Linked DNA regions of Homo sapiens: region 2 is linked to region 1. A link is an interaction called in ENCODE POLR2A ChIA-PET data of the cell type or tissue named here. Cell type or tissue: endothelial cell of umbilical vein. All regions are shown on one strand. Links, peaks and the distances in the headings refer to the core of each region. The heading gives the core; the rest is flanking DNA. Region 1 overlaps WDFY3 (WD repeat and FYVE domain containing 3). Region 2 overlaps WDFY3 (WD repeat and FYVE domain containing 3).

Region 1 (15,808 bases), core at 4,147-12,146:
GATTACAGGCATAAGTCACTGTGCCCGGCCCCTAGCAGGAATTTTTATACCTTCTTCCTAGACTCCTGCTATTAAGGTGACTTTGCTGTAAAGATTTAGTCTCTCTCTGCCTTGCATCTTCAATTTATATATTCCATCAAGAAAGGATTAAATTGGCCGGGCACGGTGGCTCACGCCTGTAATCCCAGCACTTTGGGAGGCCGAGGCGGGTGGATCACAAGGTCAGGAGATCGAGACCATCCTGGCTAACACAGTGAAACTCCGTATCTACTAAAAATACAAAAAAATTAGCCAGGCGTGGTGGCAGGTGCCTGTAGTCCTAGCTACTAGGGAGGCTGAGGCGGGAGAATGGCATGAACCTGGGAGGCAGAGCTTGCAGTGAGCGGAGATCACGCCACTGCACTCCAGCCTGGGCAACAGAGCGAGACTCTGTCTCAAAAAAAAAAACAAAAAATGAAAGGATTAAATTAACCTCGTTCAGATCAGGTGTCTGTCTGTACTAGAGCCAGGGTATGCAGACTTATGATGTATAGCGCGCTAGGAATATACCTCGGTGCTGGGGGTCATTCCCAAAGAAGGGGAAGTCAAAAGCTGGGCAGCCCTCCTAGGTGTCTAGAACATCTCACTCTTTGGTAGCTTAACCACTGCTTTTCCTGTCTCTTTCCCTTTGCTTTCCTCCCCACTAGTAGAGATAACCCTGCTATCCCATGTATTGATGCAGTTTTTCCAGTGGGAGAAAAGCAAAAAGCAAGTTGAAGTACCATATCCAGAGGCAGTGCCATAGGGCTACTGACTCTGAGTGATATCATGCTGCCTCCTGGTTCCATTGTGATTCTTTCTTGATATTTTACAACCTAAATTTAACTCCTGCCAACTTGCCATCTGCATGCTTGAGGGAAAGGAAGAGGAAATAAAGAGAAAATGTATTTAAAGGGAAAGAGAAGGGTACTTATCACACACCAGTGACTATTAAGGAAATAAATGGTGGCCACAGTCCTTAGTTTTACATCTGAGCACAAAGCCCTAACCTGTTTCACTTCAGATTACATATTTCTGTTACCTTCTGCTAGTGTCCTGGCTTATCAGGGTTCTGTTTCTAGGAAGCTAACTCAGTCCTTCATTCCCAAAAGGGTCTGAGGTTTGGTAGTTCCAACTGTATAGAATTGTGATAATCTTTCACTCACATTAACACTGTGTACGGCACTGCCAGAGAATATGAGATTCCCCCAAGTTCTTTTCTCATGATCTTCCTAGCCCCAGGTGTGCAGTAGCAACCTGTCTTCTCCTTGATGGTCAGGAGCAGTCACCTCTGTCAATTCTATAGCCTCCATTTTTGCTTGTTTTTTTATTGTTATGAGGAAATAAAACTCTGCTTTCAATTGAGTGAAACAGTTATTTTGTTTCTTGGTATAAGTATTTCATTCTTGGGTACTAAATAAAATTTCTAGATCAACAGATTCCAGAGTTCTTGAGACAAGAAGCAGAACTTTGAAAGCAGATGAAATATACCACCTCCACCATCACCACGTTCCCACATCCAGTGTGTTCCGGAGATGGGAGGATGGGAGACATCATATATTAGTGGGTGGTTCAGAGCTTATTTTATGTACTATAGGACAGCACCCCAATATCAGAAGGTTTCAGGTGGCGCAACAACTTGCATGTCAAGCTTCAAAATGCCATTACTCCTCTGTGAGGACAGCTGTGTCTGAATAAGAGTCTATTTGATAAGACTAGTGAGGTCCCTGGGCATCTGCCCATCACCATTTGAAGTGAGTTCCTGGATCAGAGGCCCTGTGAGTGTGATTTATATGAAGCATTCACTTAATCTTGAATGGTGGTGCTGGCAGAGACAAATTCAGAATTGGTGTTTCTTATAGTGAAAAGCAGCCATCACCATTTCTGTAATGCAAAGGGTTTGTTATAATTTACCTGCTAAGAAGTAGTCTCTCTTTGGGGGACTCAGGCAAATGTGTTCTCAACAGTAGTGACAGTGACATCAGTCTTAATGAGTTCGTGCAGATTTGCCCTTGCATAACTGCTTCTCCTTCCACCTGGTGGTTTTCATGAACCTATTGAGCAAGGACCAGGCTGGCTGGAGGAGTATGAGTTGGTCTGTGATGTGGGTCATCTTATCCACTCAATTACTAAGAGGCTTTGTATTTTGATTTGTTAGCAGAATTCTGGTGAACATACACATGGGACAGGAATTTTTTTAGGCTGTGACCCTGTTGTGAGAGGTTCATTCAAGTAGCTATTCTGAGAATCTCCCTCTTTTTTATCTTTTGATCTTTTCAAGGCCATTGATCATGACACAGAAAAGGGAAGGATTATAAGCTTTCCAGCTACTCCAGGAAGTGTCTACTACAGAAGTAATAATATATTCTATAAGTTCCCAAAACTTAAGACTTTCAGCCACATCCAGTGACTATATGTATTATTTATTTATTTATTTTTATTTATTTTTTTGAGAGGAAGTCTCACTCTGTTGCCCAGGCTGGAGTGCAGTGGCGTGATCTCGGCTCACTGCAACCTGCCTCCCAGGTTCAAGCAATTCTCCTGTCTTAGCCACCATGCCTGGCTAATTTTTTGTATTTTTAGTAGAGACGTTGTTTCACCATGTTGACCAGGCTGGCCTTGAACTCTTGACCTCAGATGATCCATCCGCCACAGCCCCACAAAGTGCTGGGATTACAGGCATGAGCCACTGCACCCAGCCTGTTTATTTTTTGATACACGGTCTGACTCTCGCCCAGGCTGGAGTACAGTGGCAAGATCTTGGCTCACTGCAGTCTCCTCCCTCAAGGTTCAAGTGATTCTCCCACCTCAACCTTCCAAGTAACTGGTACTACAGGTGTGCGCCACCATGCCCAGCTAATTTTTTGTATTTTTTATTTTAATTTTTTTCGTAGAGAATGGGTTTGTAGAGGCTGGTCTTGAACTCCTGAGCTCAAGTGATCCATCCCCCTCAGCCTCCCAGAGTTCTGGGATTACAGGCATGAGCCACCATGCCTGGCTGATTTTTGCTTCTTAAAGTTAGGAGTGATAATTTTGGAATAATTAAAGACTAATAAATAATACTTATATAAAGCTATTTATTCAGTCAGCGAAAAGATATTTAGAGTCTTATTGTTTGTTTTAGCATATGTATTTGACAATCAGGTGCTTATTGAAAATCATTACACGAGTTAGTTTTTCATGTAATTATACTTAAGTTGAATTTCTTTGCTTTCCCCATCAACCTAAAGTTTCCATTTAAAATTTGCTCTATAATTAACAAAAGTGCCATATATCCTAATCTGGAATGTTTATAATTCAGAGGTCAAATTGGAAGAGGGAGGCCTTCAACAGTTACTCTTCCTTGCTAATTTTAGACTTTATGTCTGTGCCTCTGGTAGGGACCCAACACAATGAATGGCTCATGACTGGTAGTGTAAAGACTTATTTTCCAGTTTTTAGTATGTGTAGGCCAAATTGTATCACCCTTAGGCTATTTACTAGTTGATGATGATTTTGTCACCTTTAAAGAGCAGTTTTTTTTGTTTTGTTTTGTTTTTCAATAAATTTATTCAAGTACAGTTGATCTTTGAACCATGTTGGGGCTAGGGGAAGTGACCTCCTGTGTAGTTGATCTGCATATAACTTTTTTGGTTTCCCCAAAACTTAATTACTGATAGTGTTACTGATAACATAAACCGTCGATTTATACACATCTTGTGGGTTATATGTATTATATACTGTATTCTTTTTTTTTTCTGAGACGGAGTCTTGCTCTGTCGCCCAGGCTGGAGTGCAGTGGTGTGATCTCGGCTCACTGCAAGCTCCGCCTCCCTGGTTCACGCCATTCTCCTGCCTCAGCCTCCTGAGTAGCTGGGACTACAGGTGCCCACCACCACGCCCAGCTAGTTTTTTTGTATTCTTAGTAGAGATGGGGTTTCACTGGGTGTTAGCCAGGATGGTCTCGATCTCCTGACCTTGTGATCCGCCCGCCTCGGCCTCCCAAAGTGCTTGGATTACAGGTGTGAGCCACCACACCCAGCCATATACTGTATTCTTACAGGAAAGTTAGTTAAAAGAAAATGACATTAAGAAAATCATAAGGAAGAGAAAATATATTTACTGTTCATTAAGTGGAAGTGGGTCATCATAAAGGTGTTCATCCTCATTGTCTTCACACTGAGTTGGCCGAAGAGGAGGAGGAAGAGAGGAGTAGTTGATCTTGTCTGATGTGGCAGAGGCAGAAGAAAATCCACATATAATTGGACAACACAGTTCAAACCCATGTTGTTCAAGTTTACTGTATATACGTAAGTAAAAGTAAACAAATTGTAAGTTGAAGCTTAATGAAATTTCTCAAAATGAACATGCTTCACCATTTAAAAAAAAATAAAAAGGTTAGCCACAGACTGGTAAATATACTTGCAAAACATATACATACTTGGCAAAGGATATGAACCAGAATATATAAAGAACTCTCACAATTCAATAATAAGAAGACAAAGAACCCTGTCGAAAAATGAACAAATAATTTGAACAGATATTTTACCGAGGATATGTGAATGACAAATGCATGTAAAATCTGATGATGTTAAGTTTGGTAAGGATATGCAGCAACTAGAAGTTTCTTCTCATTCATTCCTGGTGAAATGGTATAGCCATTTTAGCAAACAGTCAACTAGTGTCTCATAAATTCAAACATATTCATTAGGATCTATAAATTCCATTCCTAAGTATATCTATAAAAGAAATGAAAGCACATGTCCACAAAAAGGCTAATGTTCATAGCAGCATTCAAAATGTTTTAATTTGCTTTTCATAAATAATGGTAGTGAGCTTTCATTGCTTGTTTGCTGTATGTATCCTTTTTTTAAAAGTAAGTGTCGACATCTTTTATTCTTTTTAAAATCAGTTTGCTTTTTTTTTATTGTTTAAAGAATTCATTATATATTTTGGGTTCCAGTCTGGTATGTGTTTTACAAATACTTTCTCCCAGTTTTTGGCTTAATTTCATTTTTATAACACTGTGTTTTGAAGAGCAGAAATTAATTTTGGTGATGTCCACTTTGCCCATTTTTTTCTTTTATAGTTTTTACTTTTTATATCCTGTTAGAGAATTTTTTGCCTAACTCAAAGTAACAATGATTTTCCCCGAAGTTTTCCTCTGGAAGTTTTATAGTTTTAGATTGTACATTTATGTCTGTGATTTGGTTTGAGTTAAATTTTGTATATAGTGTGTGATGTGTGGGTTGACTGAAGTTTTTGTGAGTTTTATTTATTTATTTATTTATTTTTGGGTTGTGGATATCTGATTACTGTAGCACTGGCTAGTGAAAAATTTTTCCTTCCCTATTAAATTGCTTGACATCTTTGTCAAAAATCAATTGACCATGTTTGTGTGTATCTGTTTCTGGAATTTCTGTCCTTTTCCATTGATCTAGGTGCTTTTACCACTGCCACACTATCTTGATTACTGTAGCTTTTTAGTAAGTCTTGAAATCAGGTAATATGAGTCCTCCAATTTTGTTTTGTTTCCAAATCGTTTTGACTATTCTTGATTTCTTTTTTGTGTAAATTTTAGAGTCATCTTGTTGATTTCCAAAAACGAAAGTCTACTCTAATTTTGATTGGGATTGCATTGAATCTATAGGTAAATATGGGAAGAACTGATTCCTTGAATATATTGCCTCCAAATCCATGAACATAGAGTATCTCTCTATTTACTTAAGTCATCTTTGGTTTATTTCATCATTGTTATCAATGATTATCTCATTAGTGATTATTTCATCATTGTTTTATAGTTTTCAGTAGACAGATTTTGCACAGTTTGTTAGAATTACTCCTCAGCATTTCATGTGTTTTGGGTGCTATTATAAATGGTACTATCTATCTATCTATCTATCTCTTTATCTATAACTTTTAGTTGTTTCATTGTTAATATGTAGAAACACAATTGATTTTTGTATATTGAACTTTGTATACTGCAGTCTTGCCAAGTTCCCTTATTAACTTAGGGAGGTTTCTTTGGTAGACTCTTTGGGGTTTTCTATCTATATATATAATCATGCTGCCTGGAATAAAGACAGTTTTACTTCTTCCATTCCATTTTTGCCTTTTATTTATTTTTCATGCCTTATTGCACTGGCTAGGATTTCTAGTATATGTTAAAAAGAGAAAGCATTCAGTCTTTCTTCATTAAACATGATGTTAGCTATATCTGTTTTAAAGAGGCTGTTTATCAGGTTGAGTAAGTTTCATTCTATTCCTGGTTTAGTAGAGCTTTTATCATTAATAGATGTTGAATTTTGCAAGTGATTTTTAAAATATCTATTGAGATTATATGGTTTTTAATCTTTATTTTATTGATAATGGTAAATTATGTTAATTTTTTGAATATTGAATTAGCCTGGCATTTCCAGGATAAATGCACTTCATCATGATGTAATACCCCTTTTATATGTTGCCAGATTTGGTTTCCTTATATTTTGTTAAAAGTTTTTGCATTTATGTTCACAAAAAATATGAAATTTCTAGTCTTTTTTTCTCTTAATCTCTTTGTCTGGTTTTGATATCAGGATATTGTATCTTATAAAAGGCTTTGGGAAGAGCTTTCTTCAATCTGGATTGTGCTGGTTAGTATAAACAAGAATATATAGTGTGCTATCTTTTATGTAAGAAAAAAGGGAAAATAACACATACATATATATGCTTGACTTTACAAAAAGAAGGGGTAGTGAGAGGTAATGGGGCCAGAGGTTTATGGGAGGCAATGACACTTCAAAGTAAACCTTTTTTTAAAAAATATAGTTTTGGCTTTTCATAGTGTGTTTTTTTCAGTATTCAAAATAAGGACGGAAATGGGGAGAATCCTAATCCACTGAAACAAATGAACCTGAATGTATTTTAAATTAGTATTGTACCCCCATTGAGGGAACAAAGAGTAAATCTAAGTAATTTATTACTAATAACATGGTGCTATAACTATAACCATATACCGTCAGCTTGGGTAGAGTTGAAAGAGACGGGTTGCAGGCAACTCTTGAACTCATTCTATTAGGTTTACTTTTCATAGTGATATGGACATAGCACTTCTGGGACTTTTTAGGTGTATTGGGGATTGAGTAAATGTTTTGAGGTTGTTGGAGTGAGGGTTCTCCCTGAAGAAGGAGAGACACACAAATATGGGGTGGGAGAAGGCATAATAAATTCTGTGCAGGTGGATTGGAATTGAAGGTATCAGTGAGTTCATGATGTTTTAAGCCAATATATATGTACATGTAATTGCATGTACAGACATATGTACATAAATTTGTATGTGTATTTGCATTCATACATTTCCTAGCTCTGTCCAGTAAAAGGGCTAAGAGGCAAAGAGCATACCTAACTCCAAATTCTTGGAATTAGAATTCTGTAATACCATTCTCAAGTCAAAGGAACCAGAGCTCCTCACAGAAATAGATGATTCTAGGATAGGGTAGGGCACATACCATGTGAGCCTGGATTATTTTTCAATGCGAGAAAATAGAAACTTTTTTTTTTTAAATAAGAACATGTCACAAGAAGCCTATTGGCATTCCTGCTAGCCAAATTTGAGATAATTTAATAATCAAGTAAGTATAATAATAAATTATGAACCATTAGAAATAGGAATAAATCCATAATGATAATAAAAATAAGTGAATGAATAGAGGAGAAAGGAAGGCTCTTTCTTCCAGTAGGACTCTGAGCTTTAGAGTTGGAAAAATCATTATTTTGTAGCTAGCGTAGTAGATATTAGGTAGGGCAAGAGTCATAACTAAATGAGGGAGAAATTTTGATGAGAAGCAGGATATTTTCGATGTCTTAAAGCATCACCCCACAGACTGTGTACTAATTGCAAGGGATAATATAGTGATTATGCATTGGTGCGATCCAACAACAATATGGGGCAGATGGTCACCATGTGACTCCAGATAGGACACCCTGAGGGGACACATCATCTCCTCTGTAGTATTCTGGCCAAGACTGCATAACCTGAATTTAATCACGAGGAAACATTCGACAAGTGCAAAATAAGGAATGTTCTACTTTAAAAAGCGGGGAGGGAACTGTGGTCCTTAAAAAAGTCAGTGTCATAAAAGAGAAAGAAAGGCTATGGAAGTGTTCCAAATTAAAGGAGGCATAGAAGAGAGAACCACTAACAGTACCTGACCCTAGACTGGATCTTATACTGAATGGGGGAAAATATACCATGCAGGATGTTATTGGATCAATTGAAAAATTAGAATATTGGAATATAGACCATAGAATAGATAAAAATATTGTAACAATGTTATAATTACTGAAGTTGATCACTGTGCTTTCCTTATAAGAGAAAGTATTGCTAAAGAAACACACATTGGAAGAAGAGGAGGAAAGGGCTTGATGTATATAGTTTATTCTCATTTGCTCCAGGAAAAAAAGTGTATGTGTGCATGTGTGTGTATGAATGCAAGAAAGTGTAAAAGCTCAGGAGCACAAATGTAAAAGTAAAGAGGTGACATTAGTAATGGCTGAATCTGAGTATGAGTGATTTTTGTATTTTTACTAACTTTTCTGTAAGTTTGGAATTATTTTCAAACAAAATATTGAAAACATTTAAAAATATCTGCCCTTTATTTTTAGACTTTCCTCATTTATAAAGAGCTTGGTTCTTTCTCTGGAACCAGTTTGGAATGAACATTTTTGTAATATTTTCCTGTGTGCTGGTGTTACGGCCCTGCATGCCAACCATTGTTAAATATGACAGCAGTTAGTGGGAAAGAAATGAGTCATTCTGTGGACGGCCAGAGTCTAAAACCTAATAATAAGGGGAACTATTTGTTAATTTATCAAATTTATGGAAGTATCAGTTACAATGTCTAATAAAATATTTTGAGGTTATCATCATTATCAATTATCTTTTGAAGAAATTTTAGAATGATTCTTTTACATCAAAAATCTAGTTGTTGTCCCCCAATTATTTAGATTATCTTGTTTTATAAACTAGGAAAGATTCCCATTTTTAGCCTTAAGAGAGTAACTGTTTATTTATTTTAAAAAATGTTAATTGGATGCCTGCTATGTGCCAGATTCTTTTTTAGGCATTGGAGCTGTAGCATTAAACTAAACAAAACCATTGCCCTCATAGATTTTACATTTTCATGGAAGGACATAGACAAATAGGAATAGAAGGGAAATACACCTGTCAGAGTATCGCAGTGCTTATATCCAAATAACCCTTATTTTACTTAATAATGGCCCCAAAGCATAAGAGTACTATGCCTAATTTATAAATTAAATTTTATCACAGGTATATATGCATGGGGAAAAATGTACTGGGGGTCTTGGAACATATCCAACCCCCAACCCACACAGATAAGGAAGGGTCTACTGTAATCATCTCTTGGAAAAGCATATAGGGAGAGAATAGCAAGTATAAAGGCCCCAAGGCAAGGATGTGCCTGGCCTGTAAAAAGAATGGCAAGGAAGTTGGTAGGAAATGAAGTCAGGGGTAATAGGGGCCAAATTTTATAGGTTCTTTTATGTCATTTTTTAAAAAAATGGCCTACTCTGAGTGAGATGGGAAGCCACTGGGAGATTTTGGGAGCAGATGTTATACGATTTATGATTTATGTTAGGTTGTCTGGATCACTCTGGCTACTTCGATGAGAAAGGACTTGAAAATAGGACAAGGGTAGAAGTTGGGAGACCAGTTACTAACCTATGGCAAAAATCCAAGTGAGGGACAATACAGACTTTGACCAAAATAGTAACTATGCAAGTGGCGAGAAGTGGTCAGATTCTCAGTATTTTTGTAGATAAAGTCAATAGTACTTGCCAGTGGGTTAGAGAAGAAGGCTAACAACCTAAACTTTAAAGGTCAGGGAGAAGAGGAGGAACTAGGAAAGAACGCTGACAAGGAGAGGTCGATGAGATAGGATGAAACCAATAGAGTTGGTTCTGGAAGCCAATAAAAGAAAGTGTATCAGCATGTGATATGTCATGCCAAATGCTGCAGATAAGTCAAGAAAGATGAGAACTAATAGGCCTTTGGATTTAACAATATTCAGGTAATTGATGACCTTGAATTTCAGTGATGTTGTGTAGTAAAAGTCTAATTGGAGTGTGTTAAATTTGAATGGAAGTATAATTGTAGACAAGGAGTACAAGCTTGTGATGTTTTGCTAAAAAAGGAATCAAAGATATTGGCCATCATCTAGAGGCATATAAGGAGTCGAGAGGTTTTGTTGTTTGTTTTCTAATGATTGGAAATGTATTTGCCAGTGATTTTGCTTTATTGGAAGGAGGAAATTGATGACGTAGGAGAGAGAAGTGGGATTTCCTAGAGCAATGACATTGGTGTTCTAGGCATGTAACATCTAGTAGCAAAGTAGAGGGGTTAGATTTTGATGTGAATCCTGAAATTCAGTGAAAGGGTACAGATTCAGGTGGGGAGGTAAATGTCATGAGAGATTCTGGAAGTTCTCTTCTGATTGCCTGTGGCTTTTGAATTTTTTTTTTCTTGTATGATGCATTTCATCAGATTACCTGGCAGGAGTCCTGGGAGGCCTTAGGAGGACTCTAAAACTGCTTGTTAAAAATTTTGAAAATTTATTTTTTGTTATTATTTAGTTTAACTGGCTACTTTGTATAAAGTTTGGAAAGAGACTCCACAAAATCTTTCTGGGCTATTTGGAAAAAAATTTTCTCATTGATCTTCAAGCCAAATAATTTTTTTTAAAAGAGACAGGGTCTTGCTATGTCACCCAGGCTGAAGGGCAGTGGCACGTTCATAGCTCACTGTGGCCTCAATCTCCTGGACTTAAGTGATCCTCCTGCCTCAGACTCCTAAGTACCTAGGACTACAGGTGTTTGCCACCATGCCCAGCTAATTTTTAAATTTTTTGTAGAGATGGGGTCTCACTATGTTGCCCAGTGTGGTATCAAACTGCTGTTCTCAAGTGATAGTCCTGCCTCAGCCTCACAAAGAGCTGAGATTACAGGCGTGAGCCACCACTCCCCACCCAAAGAGTATGATAAGACCCAGCACAATTTCCATTTTAAGTATTAATATAAGAAAACCAACTCAGAAGACATAGATAGGCCAGGGAGATATAGCTAATCATCTAGCTAAGTCTGGAATTCAGGTTTCTGTGGCATTTCAATGTACACAGTTTAATTTCAAAATTTAGTTTTTATACATATGTGCATATACATTTAAACTTAATCCTCTGACAATGTAACTGACTTACTCTAAATTGGAGGCAAGGAAAGCATGAAGTAAAAATATGTAAAATGTCAGGGTCAAAATGGGAACTTTAAATTGTGGTCTTAATTGTGACCTGTGTAAAACTTGATTCCTGAGAATTATACTATATTACATATTGTAGTTAGAATGTACTGAAATCATTTTGTAGCATTTGTTCTTGGCTGAGTTTATATTAAAATGAAAGATTGTAAATCTAGATTGATTTTATAATATTTTAGATTTCTGATACTTTAAGATGTCTGTAGATTACATTTATATTAAAAAATGGGTTGAGGAAATCATTGGTACTCTAACTTGCTGTTGCCAGTTTTCTGGCCGCCTGCTATTTTTGCTTCTGCTCCCTTATCTCAACAATTGCCTGTTTTTGGTCAAGACTGGTAAAACCAAGTAATGGGCATCCAAATACATATAAAATACACATGAAACAATATGAAAATGGCAAATAAGTCAGGAGGAAAATGGGTAAAATATATGAATAGGCATTTCATACGAGAGAAAATATGAGATAGCCAAGAAACATGAAGAAATACTCAGCATCATTAATTGACAAGGAAGTGCGAACTAAGACCACAATTAGATGCCATTCTATACCCAGCATTAAAAAGTTGGCATTACTACACGTTGGAGAGGCTGTAGATGTGGTAGTTCTGCTACTACCTTTTGGTAGTGAAGTTATAAATTGCCAAACACACTTTAGGGAAAGTAAAAATTGGCATCATCATGAAAAGTTAAATTTAAGATTACTCCCTAACTCTTAGGCATGTACTTAAGAGAAACTCGGACACATGTGGAACATGACACATGTCAGAACTTTCATAACATAAATGTTCATAATAGCAAAACAAAACTTGGAGGGGAAAATAAGCTATTGACAAGAGAACGGATAATTAAATTGTGATATATTTGTACAATGCAGTATTATTCTGCAGTGAAAATGAATGAACTACAACTATATGCAACAACGTTGGGTGAGTTTTAGAAACGTAATATTGAATTAAAAAACCAAATCCTACAAGACAGGAGGATAGATTTTGATACCGTTTTGATAGATTTCAGAACCAAGCAAAATGGAACACTATATTGTTCAGGAAGATGTACCTATGTGATATACTGTTTAAAAAGCAAAGTAATGATAAATACAAAATACAGGATTGCGGTTACAGGGGGTGGTGGGGATAAGAGAGGTGGAGCATGGAATGGAGGAGGAACAAATTAGTAGAACAATACCAATAACTTACCCTTAGGTTCTTGAGTTGGGTGACAGGTATCTGGATGTTCATTCTATTATTTTGCTTTGAATTTAAAATGTTCCAAATAATTGTTGTATGTAATAATTAATATATTAAAAGATAAGCTATAATCTGAAGTCATAATTTAGGAGACATGTCATTAATTCTGCCTACTCTCTACTGCCACCTGAATTCCTAACAGCACTCAGTATTTCACTAGAATTATCTTGTTTTAAAGCTTTCTGTCTCATTAAGCTTGTATGTATCTGCCATCTGGCAAGTGACTCAGTAAAAACTTATTGGATGAATAACTAGATCAATGATTTGAGGAAATAATTCAGGATATTTCTTAGAAACTACCCAAGAGGTAGACTTTTAAAGAGTACTTTTCCTTAATCTGATTTAAAAAATGAGCAAAAGATCAGAATAGACATTTCTCAAAAGAAGACATACATATGGCAAACAAACATGCATTAAAAGGTGCTCAGTGTCATTGATCATCAAAGAAATTCAAATCAAAACCGCAATGAGGTATCAACTCGTCCCATTAAAATGGCTTTTATGCAAAAGACAGGCAATAACAAATGCTGACAAGGATGTGGAGAAAAGGGAACCCTCGTACACTGTTGATAGGAATGCAAATCAGTACAGACATTATAGAGAACAGTATGGAGGTTCCTAAAAACCTGAAAATAGAACTGCCATGTGATCCAGCAGCCCCACTACCAGGTTTATACCCAAAAGAAAGGAAATCAGTGTATCAAAGAGATATCTACACTCCCATATTTATGAGCACTGTTACCAATAACCAAGATTCGGATGCAAACTAAGTGTCTATCAGCAGACAAATGGATAAAGAAATTGTGGTATATACACATTGGAATACTATTCAGCCATAAAAAAGAATGAGATCCTGTCATTTGCAACAACATAGATGAAACTGGAGGACATTATGTTAAGCAGAATAAGCCAGGTGCAGAAAGACAAACTTTGCATGTCTTCACTCATTTCTGGGAGCTAAAAATTAAAACAATTGAACTCATAAATAGAGAATAGAGTGATGGTTACCAGAAGCTGGGCAGGGTAGTGGGTGGGGCAAGAGCGGGGATAGTTAATGGGTTCAAAAGCATAGTTAGAAAGAATGTATAAGATCTAGTATTTGGTAGCACAATAGGGTGACAGTTAATAATTTGTACATTAAAAAATAAGTATAATTGGAATGTTCATAACACAAAAAAATAATAAATGCTTGAGATGATGGACACCCCATTTACCCTGATGTGATTATTACACATTGTATGCCTGTATTAAAACATCTCATGTACCCTATAAATCTGTATATTTACTATGTACAGGTAAAAATTAAAAATAAAAATTAAAAAGAGGGATTTTTCTCCTACTTCTAGCTGGGTTTCTGTAATAGAACCAGCCAGGTAATGAGATAAACCAGCAAAACTAGGTTATTATTGGTTAGGTTTTTGAATAATTACCTGTCTATTGAAGGCAATATTGCCTTCAATGATTTTGAATGATTTTGTTTGAACTATAATAATACGATTAAAGAGTTTAACAAATAAAGTTACATAACAAAAACACATAGCTCATCTGAAAAGGCGAATGTCATTAAAGATGATGCTATTCTTTGGTATAACATTTTAGAGTTAGAAGGCCCCTAGGAATTAGTCCAGGCTCCTCCTTTTTGAATTAAAGAACTTTAGGACCAAAATGTGTTTGACTACACTATAGAACTTGTTGAGAGCAGAGTTACTAGAGGCCTAAGAAACTAGATCTCATGATTCATATGCTAATGTTTTCATATTGAAATATTGACTGGTAAATGAAAGGAAACATTTATATATCCTGTATAAGGCAACCCAAATAACTTGAGACTAGAGTATGACCTTTGAATGAGGCAGCAATTTTTAAAATTTTAATTTAGAACAAATCAATTCAGCTCTATACCGCATTTATCTTGAGATGCATGAAAAATACACCTAGAGAAATAGCATGAATTTTTTCTCCAAGAAAAGAGGCTGTGTGGTCTGTGATATACAAATGAGTACTGGACTGGAAGTGGTAAGGGTTGAGTTCTGAATCTGGCTCTAACACTAAGTAGCTGTGTTGTCATTGATTCTTTGCATAATTTCTCCAGGTCAAAGTTTCCTTATCAGTAAAATGAAGAAGTGAAATCAGATGGTCTGTAGAGACCAGCTTTAAATAACTTTATATTTTTCATGGATCTTTAATAGCAAATTTAATCTATTTTAAATAAAGTGCTATATGTTCCATTATTAAACAAGCAAGACAACAAGTAAGGAGGTAAAGAGAATCAGTAGAAAATGAATGACTCATGATGTATATTCTGAACATAAACTGAGTTTTCTTTTCCTTTCCTTCATCAGGTATAATACTTCTCCACGTCTGCTTCAGGAAGAAAGTGCCTGCCATTCTTATCATTTCTAAGCAGGTTCATGCCAGCCCAGAACAGAGAATCAGGTCAGTTTTAGGATTTTTTTTTTGTTGAAAAAGGAGCCAGGAACAGAATTGTGATTGTCTTTGCTGCGTTATTGTGCAGCAGCAAGACCAGTGACTTGTGATTCAGGAGTTGGGTTTCAACCGTCCTTTACCACTGATGACTGGTAAGCTTGGGCAAGCCTTCTTTGCTTGTTGGCTCTTAGTTTTCTGCACCAAAACAGGGCTACATTAGAATAAGTTATCTTCAGTTTCAATTTTGGCTTTAAATCAATATTACTTTTCTTGTAGGTACCTACAGATGATGAAAGTCATATTTTTAAAGCATAATTTCCTCTTGTTTTTTCCTGGAAAAATGTAGTTGTTTTTAAAGCACATGCTTTGAAACTCTTTAATCCATTGTATTGTAGTTTCTTTGAGTGACTAGTTTAAGGATTAAACTGTCTTGTGAGGCCCTTGAGAGTACTGTGGCTACCCTTAGTTTTAATGCTTTACTTTACTTTGTTGTTATTAAAAAGTTTATTTTTTACATGAGGTTATTAGTTTTTCAATAATGTTCTTCAGCTTTAGAGAGGGTACCTTTTTGATCATGTTGTTTCTCTGTTGATTGCAAGTAATCAAATTATTTTAACCAAAAATGGGAAAACTTTTGGAGTGTCCCAGGAGATGCCACAGGATCCAAGAACAGAAATGCAGCTGGACTGCAAATAAGAACCCAGGACTAAAGACAATCAGATTTCCCGCAGGCTCTCAGCAGAGTGTCTCTTCTCTGCATGTTCATCTCATTCTTCTTTCTCTCTTTGGGAACTAGCTATCATCACATTGCTGTTCTTTGTGAGGT
Region 2 (15,808 bases), core at 3,090-11,089, 220 kb after region 1:
TAGGATATTTTAGATCTTAGTTTCTCATCTTCCGTGATTTTAAGGGGAAAACAATTTAAGTCAGTTGGAGAACCTGTTTTGAGAATAAAGGCTAATCAGGAAAAGAAATGTTCATGTATCATGTTCTAAAACATCAAATCCTTATGTTTCTAGGTAATTAATTTCTTCTTCAGAATGGACTGCTGTATGTTCATTAAGAATGAGTATATCAAATACTCATTTAGTTGAGTTAGTTATGGATCATATTCCTTTACACAACAGACAATGAGAATGAGCAAATTGGAGATAGCAGCTTGCAGTGGCAAGCTAACCAGAGTGTCACCTGGCATAAAACTTCTTGATTCCTTTTTGGGTCAGGACTCTCAGAAGGATCTGAAGAAGATTTTGGCCATTCTCAGTGAAACCTGGGAATATAGGAAAGAATAGGCCAGTTGAGTCTCTACCTCCAAGTATTTGAACTACACACTCACACCGATTATTCTGAGTGTGTGGACCTTTAGGCCTGACCTAATTACTTCACTTGGGGTGGAAGTGAAGTTCCAGGCTCCTCACAGACTAGACAGGCTGTTTGCAGCTTGATGCTCTTCAACAGTGATCATTCTCTTTACCGGATGGGGAGGTTTTCTCATACACCAAAGAAGACACACTGCACTAACACAGAAACATTTTTTGGCTAGAGATTATTTCAGGAAGAACAAAGCTGCTAATATTGTTGTTTTATGTATGTCTTTTAAAAAATCAATAGAATTTTAAAATAGAGAAACTTAACCCAAAAGTGTGGATTTACTGTATATACATACAGTCTATGAAAAGCCCCTTTAAAAAGGTAACACACCTTGACACCATACCTTCCCTCAAGAATATTACGTTTTAATTCTTGGTGATAGTTATCGGAGTCATTTTCTTTTGTCATTTCTTAGAAACCTGCTCGATATAGAAGAGCCGTAAGTTATGACAGTAAAGAGTACTACATGCGACTGGCCTCTGGCAATCCCGCCATTGTCCAAGACGCCATTGTGGAGAGTTCAGAAGGTGAAGCTGCTCAGCAAGAACCAGAGCATGGGGAAGACACTATTGCTAAAGTCAAAGGTCAGCCTGCCTTTTTGATTTTGATTAAAAGTGATTTTGGAACATTCTTGTATTTGAATTCATACAAAAATTTGAGCAACTATAAATAGTAGGGCCAACTTTAAAAATATCCATACACATTTTACCATCTCACCCTTCTTAAAGATTGATTTCTTTGTCAGAACTAAAAAGACTTGCTCTTGTTTATTGCCTACAAATGAATATCACGTGCCCATTGGCTTAATGGTTTTTTAATTGTATTTCTCAGAATTCTCAGTGGCACTTGATATTTAGTTTTTTTAATACACATATGTATTTTTTCATGACACAGCATCAGGAGGTATTGAGAACATGTGCCTTGGCACTTGATATTTTAAGGGCTTAATAACTAAATAAATATTTATGAAATTAAAACTAAACCTGTCATTAGTGCATATTAGCCAATAGTAAGGAATAATGGTCTTTCTTCCTATGAGTTGAGAGAGATTATCCCAGATCTAAACTTTAGGAGCTGAGTAGATGATGAATTGGACTACAATGTCCATAGACTTTCGGATTCTGTACTTTTACATGTGGTGCCTTGAGCCTGAAATGGTTTCTTCTTTTCTACAGCTTCTCCATTATCCCTACCTTAACACATCCTACTCAGTCTTAAACTCACTGGTCATATATAAAATCATCCTTCTCTAAAGTCTTCTCCAACTCCTCTGTTCACTGATAATACTTCGCTCATGTCTGTTATAGCAGTTTCAGTGATTTTTTCACTGCTGTATGTTTCCACTTTCTAATTTATGAGTTTTTCTCAAAGACAGATTTTTTTTCTCACTTTATAAATTTTGACACATGACTAGCACAGAATGAGGATTCAATCAGTTCAACTGAGTAAGTAAATCAATCCATTGTTTTAATCTTTGTAAGCCTCTGATTCACCACAAATTCAAAAGTCTTTGCATAGTCTATAAAGCCCTAAAGTGTAAATTAAGATTTTAAGTAAAAGTTAGTTTTAAAATTAAAAACTAATAAATTAAAAATAAGTTTTAATGAGTTAATAAATTAAAAATGAGTTTCAGATTGTTTTAAAAACTGATAGTATATGACTGTGTCAACAAAAAACACTATTGAGATTGTGATCAGTTTCTCCTGTTGTTATGACATACCTGTTCTCTCATGTGATGACTATGACTTACTAAACATTTTATAATTGATCCAACATTTTCATGAAATCACTGAAACTGTTCGTAGTTGAACAGAGATTAAAGCCTTCTAATTTTGTTGACATTGCACCAGCATAGTTATTGAATTGGGTCCAAAGCTGTTGCTGGATACAAGCCAAGGTATAATTCACAGAGTTTGATAGATTATTTGTGTTTAGGTCATTGGCTTTTAACTTCTCTGGCCTGATTTTCCTAATCTCTAATTGAGCTAAAAGCGCAAATATACAGGGTATTATGCTAGACATAGAAATGGAGGTTTTGATTCATTAAGCTAAAAATAAAGCAGCTGTAAGCTTTCCACCCCTTGTGGATGTTCTCTGCAGGATTTGATCTCTCTTGCTTACTTATTACACTTGTTCAAATATGAAAACAAGGCTCTTCTCAAGGCAAAGCAGAACCTCTGATAAGTAATATTCAAAGGATAAGACTCAGGCTGACTTGTGCTTTTCCAAAGTGCTTAGAGCAACTGTAACAGGCAGGTATAGTGTTACTTTGGATGGCACAAAGAATATTAATTTAATCAAAATGTGTGATTTGGCATGCATTTTAAGGACTTCTCATACTTTGGGTCCTCACTGGTTACTGTCAACTGATTTTAAATTATCGTACTGTGATTATTAAAAAGTTGTCAAAATGTAGGTAGTAAAATGTTTCCTTAATCTGCAAATTACATTATATGTCCTTGTATTATAAAGAATTCTGTTCTTTCTGACCTGGTATTTTGATCAAATTAATTCATGTATGAAAAGCCATACTGCCACTTGTGAAATGAGGCATGAAATAGTCTTCAAGAGCCCTCCAAGTAGGTGGGATATCTTGTAATCATGTTTATTTTTTACTTTTTTTGAGACAGAGTCTTGCTGTGTCACCCAGGCTGGAGTGCAGTGGCGTGATCTCAGCTCACTGCAACCTGTGCCTCCCAGGTTCAAGCGATTCTCCACCTCAGCCTCCTGAGTAGCTGGGACTACAGGCATGCACCACCACACCCAGCTAATTTTTGTATTTTTAGTAGAGACGGGGTTTTGCCATGTTGCCCAGGCTAGTCTCAAACTCCTGACCTCAGGTGATCTGCTCCCCTTGGCCTCCCAAAGTGCTGGGATTATAGGTGTGAGCTACTGCACCCAGTCGTAATCATGTTTATAATTTGCTGTCTTTATTTTTGTGACAATCATTGATTATTTATTCATGGTGTCCCCTTAATGACACCTACCTAAGCTATACCATTCTTACTATTATAGCTTTCTGTTATCATCATTACCTGACACTATTGAGAATTTATTATGCATTAAGCATAATGCTAAGCACTTTACATGAGTTACCTAATTTAGTCCTCCAACAATCCTCTAAGATAGTGTACTTGTACCATGTTTTTTGTTGTTGTTGTTGTTGTTGTTGTTTTAAGACAGAATCTTGCTGTGTTGCCCACACCTGGCTCTTGTCCCAGTTTTATAGATAAGAAACTAAGGTTCAGAAAGTTGAATAATTTTCCAAGGTCATTAACTCCAGAGGACTATGTTCTTAACCACTGAATGTGCTACCTCCCTATACCTTCCAAAATTGTCTCAAATTGGAAATCTATAGAAGGAACTACATGAGACTAAACTGCTTCCCCACAAGGTCCTTACAATGCCACATGGCCCTCTTGGTTATTATACTGTAGGTTTGGTCAAGCCTCCTCTAAAACGCTCCCGATCTGCACCTGATGGAGGAGATGAGGAGAACCAGGAGCAGCTACAAGACCAGATTGCTGAGGGCAGCTCCATAGAAGAGGAGGAGAAAACAGATAATGCTACCTTACTGCGCCTGTTAGAGGAAGGAGAAAAGGTATTGTGCTTCTGAAAAGTAAGGATTGTAAATACTTCAGTAACATATTATTAAGACAAGATGAGTTGATAGGGTAGCTGTGGAAAGTAAATGCATTAGCCTCGGTAATAAAATACAGCTTAAGCAGCCTTTTGGGTTCAGTACTCTACTTTTCTCATCTGTAAGGGTTTTCTCATACCCTGAAACATTAAACAGCATAAGATTTTATCAGATACAGTGTTAACAACTGGCATCTAATTCTTTCTTCCTCTATACCACAGATCTTGCCATAATTCTCTATTTCAAATCCATGTAGACAGCCTATTCAGTAATCTGGCCTTGTATTTTTTTCTACATCTCCATAATTCCAGTAATAACCTACAAGCGGCTTCAGCCAATCTGGACTGTCACCTCCAGCCTTGGATTATTTAGCCCCTGCTCTCCTTCACTCACAGAAGACATCACCTTCCTATTTCTTGCTCAACCTCCAATACCCTGCTGACCTCTCTGGTCTCATTCCACTGACTCTGTCTTGTAGCCTGAGCCCCTGCAGCCTGGTACACCTTGGAGTTCATTACACCCACCATGTTGTGTTTTTTTTTCCACTCTGCACTTTACTCATTGTGGTTGTCCATGTTGCATTGCTATAAAGGAATACTTGAGGCTGGATAATTTATAAAGAAACAGGTTTGTTTGGCTCAACGCTTCTACAAGCTGTACAAGCATGGCACCAGCATCTGCTCGGCTTCTGATGAGGCCTTAGAAAGCTTTAACTCATGGCAAAAGATGAAGGGGGAATAGGCTTGTCACATAGTGAGAAAAGGAGCTCTTGTGTGAACTGATAGAGTAAGGACTCATTACCGCCAGGACAACACCAAGCCATTCATGAAGGGCCCACCCCCATGACCCAGACACCTCCCATAAGGCCGCACCTCCAACAATGGGGATCACATTTCAACATGAGATGTGGAGGGGACACATATGCAAACCGTGTCACTCATATTGTTTTTTTCTGCCAAAATGCCCCCTTCCTTTTACTTGCATAACCTTTATCCTAATAAATCCTGTGTGTTATAATCCCATTTATCTGGATGTTTGTAATATTCAAACATAGGAAGCTTTTTTTGACTCTTTTGCTACTCAGGCTTGGTTGCATACCCTTCCTCTATACTTTCATGATGCCTTATATATATCACTCTGTATTATCATGTCATAATTACTTGTTCCAGTATCTTTCTTTCTCGTCCTAGATGTCGAGCTCCTTATAGGCAAACTGTGTCTTATCTCTATCTCATTGCCTTACACAGGTCCAGTTGCATAATAGACAACCAGTAAACCTTTGAATGAAGGAATGATTGGTTTAATAAACAAGGGAATGAATGACTTGAATGTGTCATGAATATCACCTTTTTAAAGGATGTTCTTTTGCCTATTATATTAGATCTTGGTATAACCTTTGAGTTCTTACCCTCTAAGAAGTAGTCACTAGAAATTTGAGTATAATCAAAACAGTTCCGTTCAAATGTATGCCCTAATTAATATTGAATGACAATACATTAGAAAAGATCATGTAACTATAAAAGTACACCAGGTATGAAGGAAGCACAAGAGAGGCTTCTAGGAACTGGGGAGCATTCTGTTTCTTGGTCTGGATGCTGGTCACACAAAATTTTTAGCATTTGAAAATTCATCCAGCCATACACTTAGGAAATAAACATTTTGTGTGTGTGTGTATATGTATGTGTTTATATATAATATATGTATGTATGTATGTATATGCATAAAATATACTGCAATAGAGAAACTTTTAAAGTACATCAGGATTGATCAAATGTAGCAATGAAAATTGACTTATATTTAGATATTTTAGAAAACCTATTACAATGCTTTCATTTTTAAAACTTTTAATCTCATGAGTACAGTTTTTGCTCTGGTTGCTTTAATAGTGCAGGAAGTGTATTCAAACTGACATGTGTTTGACTCTGATTTAATTGCTGATTTTTGTCTTGACTCATGTTGAACTAAGTTTAAGCAAGAAAGAGTTTTTAGAAAGAATTAGATACTGCCCTTTGGGAGAAAACAATACTTACTTTGAGAGATTTAGCAATGCTCCTTCCTATGAGGAAAATACAACTTCTGCCAAGCTTGGCTTTTTGCAATAGTACAGTAGTCTCCAGGGAGCAGAATCCAGGTGGGGAATGAATAGAAACAAATTCTACAGTTCCATTTCCAGGGGGTATGATGGAAAAAGAAGGTAAACTGTGTGGAACAGAAAGCAACCAATAATTCCTAACCTGATTATGTACATTATCTCACTTATTTTTCACAACAAGCCAATTAGAAACTTACAAAAAAAGACATGGAGGCTCAGAGAAATTAAGAAACTTGACCCAGTCTACAAAGTGGCAGAACTGGAAATTTACCCTGAGTTAGCAGGCCCTGCAATTTTCACTCTGTATCATCTTGCCTCACATAGAACACAATCCTATTCTAATCTCCTTACATGTATGCCTCAATTCCCTTTCCTGCCAAGTTTGCTGTGTCTGTCTCCCTTCATGAGAGCAGGAGCCTTATCTAATGTTCTTGACTTTTAGAAGCTAGCGCATGTTTGCCTGGCCTACATAAAGTACACCCGGAATATTGAGAGAGATGGGATTGGCAGATGAGTGGATGGGTATGAGTGAATTGTTTAGTTTTACTCTAGTCAGATGTAAATCAGACTGTAATCTAAGCTTAATCTTCTCAATATGCTTAAACTCTGATTTAATATGCTTAGCTCTAGGGATGCCGTAGTAGTCTAACAAAAATTGATCTTTACAAAAAGCCTATATTAATGAATGTTTGTGGGCTTCTTTATAGATCCAACACATGTACCGCTGTGCTCGAGTCCAGGGCCTAGATACCAGTGAGGGGCTCCTTCTTTTTGGTAAAGAGCATTTTTATGTGATTGATGGATTTACCATGACAGCAACCAGGGAAATAAGAGATATTGAAACCTTACCTCCAAAGTAAGTAAATGAATGAAGAGACATAATGTATGGCTATCTTTAGAAGACAGAAAATGTATTTGCAGTTTTCTTTTTTAATCAAAAAATTGTGTTCTAGGTAATGTTATCTCTCGGTTTGTGTGCATTCATCATTACATATTCACAAAGATGATATTCAGTTATTTTAAGGTAATAATGAAAATGTTTGGCTTATTTATCAAGATGAAAGCTAAATAACATTTATTTCTGTGCATTCTGAGTTATTTATATTATAATGTATATATTTACAAATTTATTCTGAATTTATAAATGGTCCTTTTAAAAAATATAGCAGATATACAATTGTAGAGAAAATACTCTTTTTTTTTTTTTTTTTTTTTTTTTTGAGACAGTGTCTCACTCTGTCACCCCGGCTGGAGTGCAGTGAGTGGCAGTGGCGCAATCTCGGCTCACTGCAAGCTCCGCCTCCCGGGTTCATGCCATTCTCCTGCCTCAGCCTCCCGAGTAGCTGGGACTACAGGCGCCCGCCACCACGCCAGGCTAATTTTTTGTATTTTTAGTAGAGACAGAGTTTCACCATGTTAGCCAGGATGGTCTCAATCTCCTGACCTTGTGATCCGCCCGCCTCGGCCTCCCAAAGTGTTGGGATTACAGGCGTGAAGAATACTCTTAAAAATGAAAGAGCATCATCAGGTACTCGGAGCACCCTAGAAACAGCATGACTAAAGCATTAGCAGAGATTTACTGACTGAGTTGTAGGCATCTTCCTTTTCTTCTACCAGTCCTGTGATGAAAGTGGTAGTGAGTAGTGGAAAACTCAGGAGACAGACCAACCTAGAAGAAAGTTAAGAAGCTTAGGGCTTAGAAGATCAACAGGCTGCTTCTCTTCCTTTAACATTTTCCTAGCACCCTTGAACACAGACATTGTTTCTGTAGTTCATTCCTAGGAGATATTTCAAATAATTACTGTCAACAACAATCAGGGTCACATGAAGTCTTTCGTGGGTCCTTTTTCCATACAAAAATATTTAAAATTGTATGTTGTGGCTAATGGTATAAATATAATCTTATATTAAAATGTGTTTTTCTACCTAAAAGTTGATTTTTTTTCTGATTTTTAAAAGAAATTAAGACATTTTCTTGGGCCCCAAAATATGTGAGCTGAGGCACTGTGCTAACCATGTCTGGTAGATAACTTGGTCCTGACAGTAATAAGGGGATTTTTAAAATTATATTCATCAAAGGGGGTTCCTTGTATCTCAGGTAGCTAACAAATTCTTCTTGTAAATATATTTTTTAACTGAAAATTCTGATATATATTACTCCTCCATCCTGTTCATGTGTTTAAAATTAGCACGCCCTTTATGGAACAGTGAATTTATCCCTTGCTGTGTTTTTATTTGCTTTTTCTCTTGGCTGCCTGTAGTATGCATGAGCCTATTATTCCTAGAGGAGCCAGGCAAGGCCCTAGTCAACTCAAGAGAACATGCAGCATTTTTGCATATGAAGATATCAAGGAAGTTCATAAAAGGAGATATCTCCTGCAGGTGAGTCAATTTAGTAGTACTGTTTTATCATGTTTCTTTATTCTGAAAATGTATTGTTTTATTTTATTTTATTTTTTATTTTTTATTTTTATTTTTTGAGACAGAGTCTCACTCTGTCGCCCAGGCTGGAGTGCAGTGGCATGATCTCAGCTCACTGCAACCTCCGCCTCCCGGGTTCACACCATTCTCCTGCCTTAGCCTCCCAAGTAGCTGGGACTATAGGCGCCCGCCACCACGCCAGGCTAATTTTTTTGTATTTTTTTAGTAGAGACGGGGTTTCCTTGTGTCAGCCAGGATGGTCTCGATCTCCTGACCTCATGATCCGCCCGCCTTGGCCTCCCAAAGTGCTGGGATTACAGGCGTGAGCCACCGCGCCCGGCCGAAAATGTATTATTTTAAAATTGATACATGCCATGGAAACCCTCAATAGGATCTGCATTTTTTTTTTTTTTTTTTTGAGATGGAGTCTTGCTCTGTCACCCAGGCTAGAGTGCAGTGGCACGATCTAGGCTCACTGCATGCTCCACCTCCCTGGTTCACACCATTCTCCTGCCTCAGCCTCCTGCATAGCTGGGACTAGAGGCGCCTGCCACCACGCCCAGCTAATTTTTTTCTGTTTTTTAGTAGAGACGGGGTTTCACCATGTTAGCCAGGATGGTCTTGATCTCCTGACCTCGTGATCCGCCTGCCTCGGCCTCCCAAAGTGCTGGGATTACAGGCGTGAGCCACCGTGGCTGGCCAGGATCTGCATTTAGAATAATCCTTAGATATGGTTATAGACAGACTCAGGTCATGTGGATGCATAATTTTGTATAATGCATTTCTCTTGTTTAAACACAGCCTAAAATTTGGGTAATTATCTTTGTTATCCATCTTTCCCTGTAGCTATCCAAATCAACATTTTAGTTTTCTTCTAATATAAAAATTACATCCTTACTATAATTTTATAAAATTATAATTATAAAATTATAATTACTTTTTTTATTCTGTTACTAAAGACTTTAGAAATAAATTGAGCAGAATAAGAAATATCTATTTATTGTGTAGCTTAATCTGCAGGGAATTCATGACTCTAAAAGTGTTAGCAAATTAACTTCTTTTTTTTTTTTTTTTTTTTTTCTGAGACAGAGTCTCGCTCTGTTGCCCAGGCTGGAGTGCAGTGGCGCGATCTTGGCTCACTGCAAGCCCTGCCTCCTGGGATCATGCCATTCTCCTGCCTCAGCCTCCCGAGTAGCTGGGACTACAGGTACCCGCCACCAAGGCCGGCTAATTTTTTGTATTTTTTAGTAGAGACGGGGTTTCACTGTGTTAGCCAGGATGGTCTCGATCTCCTGACCTTGTGATCCACCCGCCTTGGCCTCCCAAAGTGCTGGGATTACAGGCATGAGCCACCGCGCCCGGCCGCAGATTAACTTCTTGAACATTGTAGAAATTTATAGTGGAAAAGTTAATATATAATTTTATTTGTGAACTTCTGTTTTTTCTTAATGTTTTTCTCTCTGATCATTTCAGCCTATTGCTGTGGAAGTTTTCTCTGGAGATGGACGGAATTACCTCCTTGCTTTTCAGAAAGGAATCAGAAACAAAGTCTATCAAAGGTCTTGTTTATTCGGAACACTTTGTATACTATTATGGGAAGATATGGGAGGGGGAATCTTTTCTCAGTTTTGCTGGTTTTTAAAAATCTAGATCAATGAGCCAACATCTTTGAAGAAAATAATTTATATTATTTTTGCCACCCTCTTGAAACAATTATTCTTCTGACTTTTAAAATGGTGCAATTCTATTGTGACATACCATTTTTCCTTCTGGTAACTTATAGTAGAGATCATCAAAAACTACTTTTATCACTAAGTCCTGTGTCTCTAAATACAAAGGATGATGAAACTGTAGCTTTAAAAATAAAACTTTAGTTTCTTTTTTTCTTCTTCTTTTTTTTTTTTTTTGAGACGGAGTCTCGTTCTGTCGCCCAGGCTAGAGTACAGTGGCATGATCTCAGCTCACTGCAAACTCCGCCTCCCGGGTTCACGCCATTCTCCTGCCTCAGCCTCCCGAGTAGCTGGAACTGCAGGCACCCGCCACCATCCCCGGCTTATTTTTTGTATTTTTAGTACAGATGGAGTTTCACCGTGTTAGCCAGGATGGTCTCGATCTCTTGACCTTGTGATCTGCCCACCTCGGCCTCCCAAAGTGCTAGGATTACAGGCGTGAGCCACCCACCGTGCCCGGCCAAAAATAAAACTTTAGTTTCAAAATAAGCTTTCTTTGTATTTACCAAAATGAAGCCAATGCAGTTTCTTGCTATTGAATGCAAGGACTGAGTAAATTTAATTCATGTGGGACTTTTCTCTGGCCATGGAAGGGATGTTGGATACCTTCATCCTTGAAAAAGTAGTATAGCTAAATAAAGCAGTTAATCTAATCTAAGCATATTTTTATCTTTAATAAACTATATTTAAAATTTACCTTTTAAGTGAAAAACAGGCCAAGCCGTGCAATGGCTCACGCTCATATTCTTAGCACTTTGTGAGGCCAAGGAGGGAGGATCACTTTGGTCTAGGAGTTAAAGACCAGCCTGGGGAACATAGTGAGACCCTGTCTCTATAAAAAAGAAAATAATTAGCCGGGCATGGTGGCACATGCCTGTAATGGCAGGTTGAGGTGGGAGGATTGCTTAAGCCCAGGAGGTCAAGGTTGTAGTAAGCCACGATCACACCACTGCACTCTAGCCTGAGTGAGCAAGGCACTGTTTCAAAAAATAATAATGATTTTTTTTTTTTTTAGACAAAGTCTTGCTCTGTCACCAGGCTGGAGTGCAGTGGCGCAATCTCGGCTCACTGCAACTTCCACCTCCCAGGTTCAAGCAATTTTCCTGCCTCAGCCTCCCAATTAGCTGGGATATCAAGGTGCACCACCACACCCAGCTAATTTTTGTATTTTTAGTAGAGATGGAGTTTCACCATGTTGGCCAGGATGGTCTCGATCTCCTGACCTCATGATCTGCCCGCCTCGGCCTCCCAAAGTGTTGAGATTACAGGCGTGAGCCACCACACACAGCCTATAAATTTTTTAAAAAAGGAAAAACAACACACATCTCTGGTACTTAAAAGATAATTCTTTTGAATGTGTGAATAATAAGGCTATTCTGAACTAACCATGTAGATGAGAGGCATTCTCTTGTTCTTTGAAGGGTGATACAGATCCTGGCAATCCCTCCATTATAGAAAATTTTATATTTCAGATTATTTCCATGAGGAATAACTAAACCATCCAACATTGCTTCTCATTGCAGTACAGTAATATTACCCGTGAGCACCTGGGAAATGAGGGTGGTTCTTCAAATAAAGGGCCTGTGGATGTTGATTGGTAACCCAAAACTCCTTTCACATATGGGAAGAGCTAAGTAAAGTGATTGAGATTCACTTTTACTTATCTGATTTTTTTAATTTCTAAAGGTGCTATTGTTTTCAGTGCTAAGAAATTATTTCCTCTTTAGAGAAGTCCAAAATTTATATATTCCTTTTGCCTGCCATTTAGTGGGTTATGGGAGGGTAGACGCAACTATGAAAATCTAAACGAATCGTCCTTTCTTAGGCTTCCCATTAGATCCTGACTGAGACTTCACTTGTAATTTTACGCTATTTTAAATTTTTCAGGTTTTTGGCTGTAGTGCCATCTCTAACGGACAGTTCAGAATCTGTATCTGGGCAACGACCAAACACGAGTGTGGAGCAGGGGTAGGTGGTTTGTTCCTTGCATGTTACAGTTTAATAGTGAAGTTGGGATGATTCATATCTGGACAGTATTATTTAACATTTTAGATGAGTGTTTTTCCCCTGGTGGTTGCAAATTTTTTTAAAAAAATACTGAAAACTAAAGGAAGAAAAGAAAAAGGTATGCATAAGCACTGTGTCAAATCACTGCTCACATTTTGATCAATTACCTTCTGTTCTTTAAAGCATGAGTATTGCTGTGTGCATGATTGAGTTTATACTCTAAATACAAGTTTTTATTCTGCTTCTTCTATTCAGTGTTATATTTAAATATTCCCTCTCATCTTTAAAAAACTATTCAGAAACATAACTATTATTCGCTATCTATTCATCACATATATAAAACATCATGTAATTTTTGGATATTTCATCTTTATCAGGTTTTTGCTTTTTTTTAATTATTGTTAAGAGATGGAGTCTCGCTCTGTCACCCAGGCTGGAGTGTAATGGCACGTCTTGGCTCACTGCAACCTCCTGGGTTCATGGCGATTCTCCTGCCTCAGCCTCCCGAGTAGCTGGGATAATAGGTGCCTGCCACCACACCTGGCTAATTTTTGTATTTTTAGTAGAGACAGGGTTTTGCCACGTTGGTCAGGCTGGTCTCAAACTACTGATCTCAGGTGATCTGTCCACCTCGGCCTCCCAAAGTGCTGGGATTACAGGCGTGAGCCACTGTGCCTGGCATTTATCAGGTTTTCTTATCATAAGACTGGAAATGTGATTCTTCTTTTTTTTTTTTTTTTTTTTTTAATTTTTTTCTTTTGAGACAGTTTCCTTCTGTCACCCAGGCTGGAGTGCAATGGTGTGATCTTGGCTCACTGCAACCTCTGCCTCCTGGGCTCAAGCGATTCTCAGCATCAGGCTGAGCACTTCCCAGCCTGAGGCTGATTCAAGCCTCAGTCTCCCAAGTAGCTGGGATTACAAGCATGTGCTACCATGCCTGTCTAATTGTTGTATTTTTAGTAGAGAAGGGGTTTCTCCATGTTGGCGTGGGTGGTCTCAAACTCCTGGCCTCAAGTGATCCACCCATCTTGGCCCCTCAAAGCGCTGGGATTGCAGGCATGAGTCACCATGCCCGGCTATGATTCTTCATTATTTTATTGTGGTAGAGTCCCCTTAATAAAACAAAGAGTAGGAATTTTAAGGCTCTTGATACACAAAACCAGCTTGATATTCATAAAAACTATACAAGTTTATATTGTACTATTAGTGGATAAGTTTGTCTCAATAGATACTTGCTAACTTTGTATATTATTATTATTTTTTTTTTTTGAGACGGAGTCTTGCTCTGTTGCCCAGGCTGGAGTGCAGTGGCACCATCTCAGTTCACTGCAGCCTCCGCGTCCCAGGTTCAAACGATTCTTCTGCCTCAGCCTCCCGAGTAGCTGGGACTACAGGTGCGCGCCACCACACCTGGCTAATTTTTGTATTTTTAGTAGTGATGGGGTTTCACCATATTGGCCAGGCTGCTCTCAAACTCCCGACCTCGCGATCCGCCCTCCTCGGCCTCCCAAAGTGCTGGAATTACAGGCATGAGCCCCTGCGCCTGGCCTGTATATTAATTTTTTTATTTTATTGATTTTATAAAATGTTTTCTGATTTTTAATGTATATTTCTTTGATTATTAGTAAGCATGAGCTCTGTATATGTTTATTAACCATTTAAAATCATTTTTGTAAATTGTCCGTATCTTTTGCCTATTTTTCCTTTGAGATCTTATCAATTTGTATAGGATTTTTCTACCATAAGGTATTACTCCTTTGCTTGTCATATTTGTTGCAGATTTCCCAGTTTTCCTCTAAATTTTGCTTTTTGACATTTACATTTAAACTTCTGTTTTTATGTATTCTGACCTATCAGTGATTCCTTTATGCTCCTTATAGCTGTGCTTCATCTTAGCGAGGCCTTCTAGGTAACACAGCCATTTCAAGAATCTGTAGACCCAGTTCCATTTATATCACTCAGTAACTAGTAGCCCTTTATAATCGACTGGAAAGAAGCAGTGCTTTGGGGCTGTAAATTAATTATTAGAACATGCAAGAAAATGACTTTTACAAGTTCTAGAGATTCTGTAATTTGTAAATAAATTTGATTCCAGTCTGTGTGCATCTAAATACTTTGTGTATTTCTCTTTAAGTTTTGTTTTTATTTTTCTATAGCCAAGCCTTAACAAATACAATGCTAAATATATGCTTTTTTTAACCCCAGAAACATGTTCTGCTCCTAATCATATGTGTTGTTGTTAACATAAATACAGGAAGTGAAAGATTTCCTTAAAAACATAATGAGCCTTTTTTCTACTTGTAAGCGAATTGCTACTGCTTCCTAGATAATCTTAAACTTGCTATTTCTTTGTTCTTGCTACTGCCTGTGCTGAGTTGGCAGTTCTTAAAGAACTTTAAAGAGCTCAGAGGCAAGAAACAGAAATTCATTTCCAACTTTAATCTTCCATTTCAGTTATCCTCTTTCTTACGATGTTGAAGAGTGATCATGGCTATTTTTCCAAAGAGAGTATCTTGTACATTCAATTTGCCTGATGGAAAGACTATCTCAAAGTGGAAAATAGTACCATCGAGCTGGATGTGTTTAGGATCTAAGGTTTACAAATGTATTAATTTCCTCTCAGAAAAGAAAATATATAAATACTTTCTCCTGGTTCCATGACCAATTATTAATTATCAATATTATAAAGCTGATAAACCTTAAATAGGATTTTATAACATTTTAAGGAAGTCTGCTGTCCCCAAAAAAGTAATGTTTAAATTTTAAATGACCTGGACAGCAATGACTTTCCTGTTATACAATATTCATATTTTCTTTCACTTATTTAATGCATTATGTACCTACTATGTACAGAATATTATATAATATTTCAGTTATTCTAATTAAGTATGCTTGGATCTGTTTACTTAGTGATTATAGTAAAAATTAGAAAGTTAGACTATGGTTAGAATATGGCTCATGCCTGAAGTCCTAATAATTTGGGAGGCTGAGTTAGGAGGATCATTTGAGGCCAGGATCTTGAGACCAACCTGGGCAACATACCAAGACCCCATCTCTACAAAAAATAAATTATAAAATGGTTTTAAAAAGAAAAAGAAGGCCAAGCACTGTGGCTTATGCCTGTAATCCTAGCACTTTGGGAGGCCGAGGTGGGAGGATCACCTGAGGTCAGGAGGTCGAGACCTGGCCAACATGGTAAACCATGCCTCTACTAAAAATACAAAAATTAGCTGGGCGTGGTGGCGAGTGCATGTAATCCCAGCTACCCAGGAGGCTGAGGCCAGAGAATCACTAGAACCCAGGAGGTAGAGGCTGCAGTGAGCTGAGACCATGCCACTGCAATCCAGCCTGGGTGACAGATCGAGACTCCGTCTCAAAACAGAACAAAACAAAACAAACAGAAAGTTGAACTA

The links. ChIA-PET counts read pairs that join two places held together with the same protein. Peaks named below come from ENCODE experiments on the same cell type or tissue, not always from the same donor. Only the 100,000 strongest peaks of a DNase experiment are listed, where the experiment ranks them.
Region 2: POLR2A ChIA-PET joins it to region 1 with 5 read pairs; 2 of 35 experiments call an interaction of 5 or more read pairs at or near these places.

The regions. Positions count from the first base shown.
Region 1 is chr4:84,931,453-84,947,260 of GRCh38, reverse strand. It overlaps WDFY3 (WD repeat and FYVE domain containing 3), which reads left to right. Exons shown (of 68, transcript NM_014991.6): 2 at 14,898-14,991. Among named protein-coding and RNA genes, the nearest start is that of WDFY3-AS2, 26 kb to the left of the region's middle. In endothelial cell of umbilical vein, for the core only: no CTCF peak of the experiment used is centred there; DNase peaks (open chromatin) are centred at 8,750 and 9,610; H3K27ac peaks cover 2,196 bases.
Region 2 is chr4:84,709,707-84,725,514 of GRCh38, reverse strand. It overlaps WDFY3 (WD repeat and FYVE domain containing 3), which reads left to right. Exons shown (of 68, transcript NM_014991.6): 46 at 921-1,089; 47 at 3,943-4,106; 48 at 6,945-7,093; 49 at 8,499-8,619; 50 at 10,132-10,217; 51 at 12,276-12,356. Among named protein-coding and RNA genes, the nearest start is that of WDFY3-AS1, 79 kb to the left of the region's middle. In endothelial cell of umbilical vein, for the core only: no CTCF peak of the experiment used is centred there; no DNase peak of the experiment used is centred there.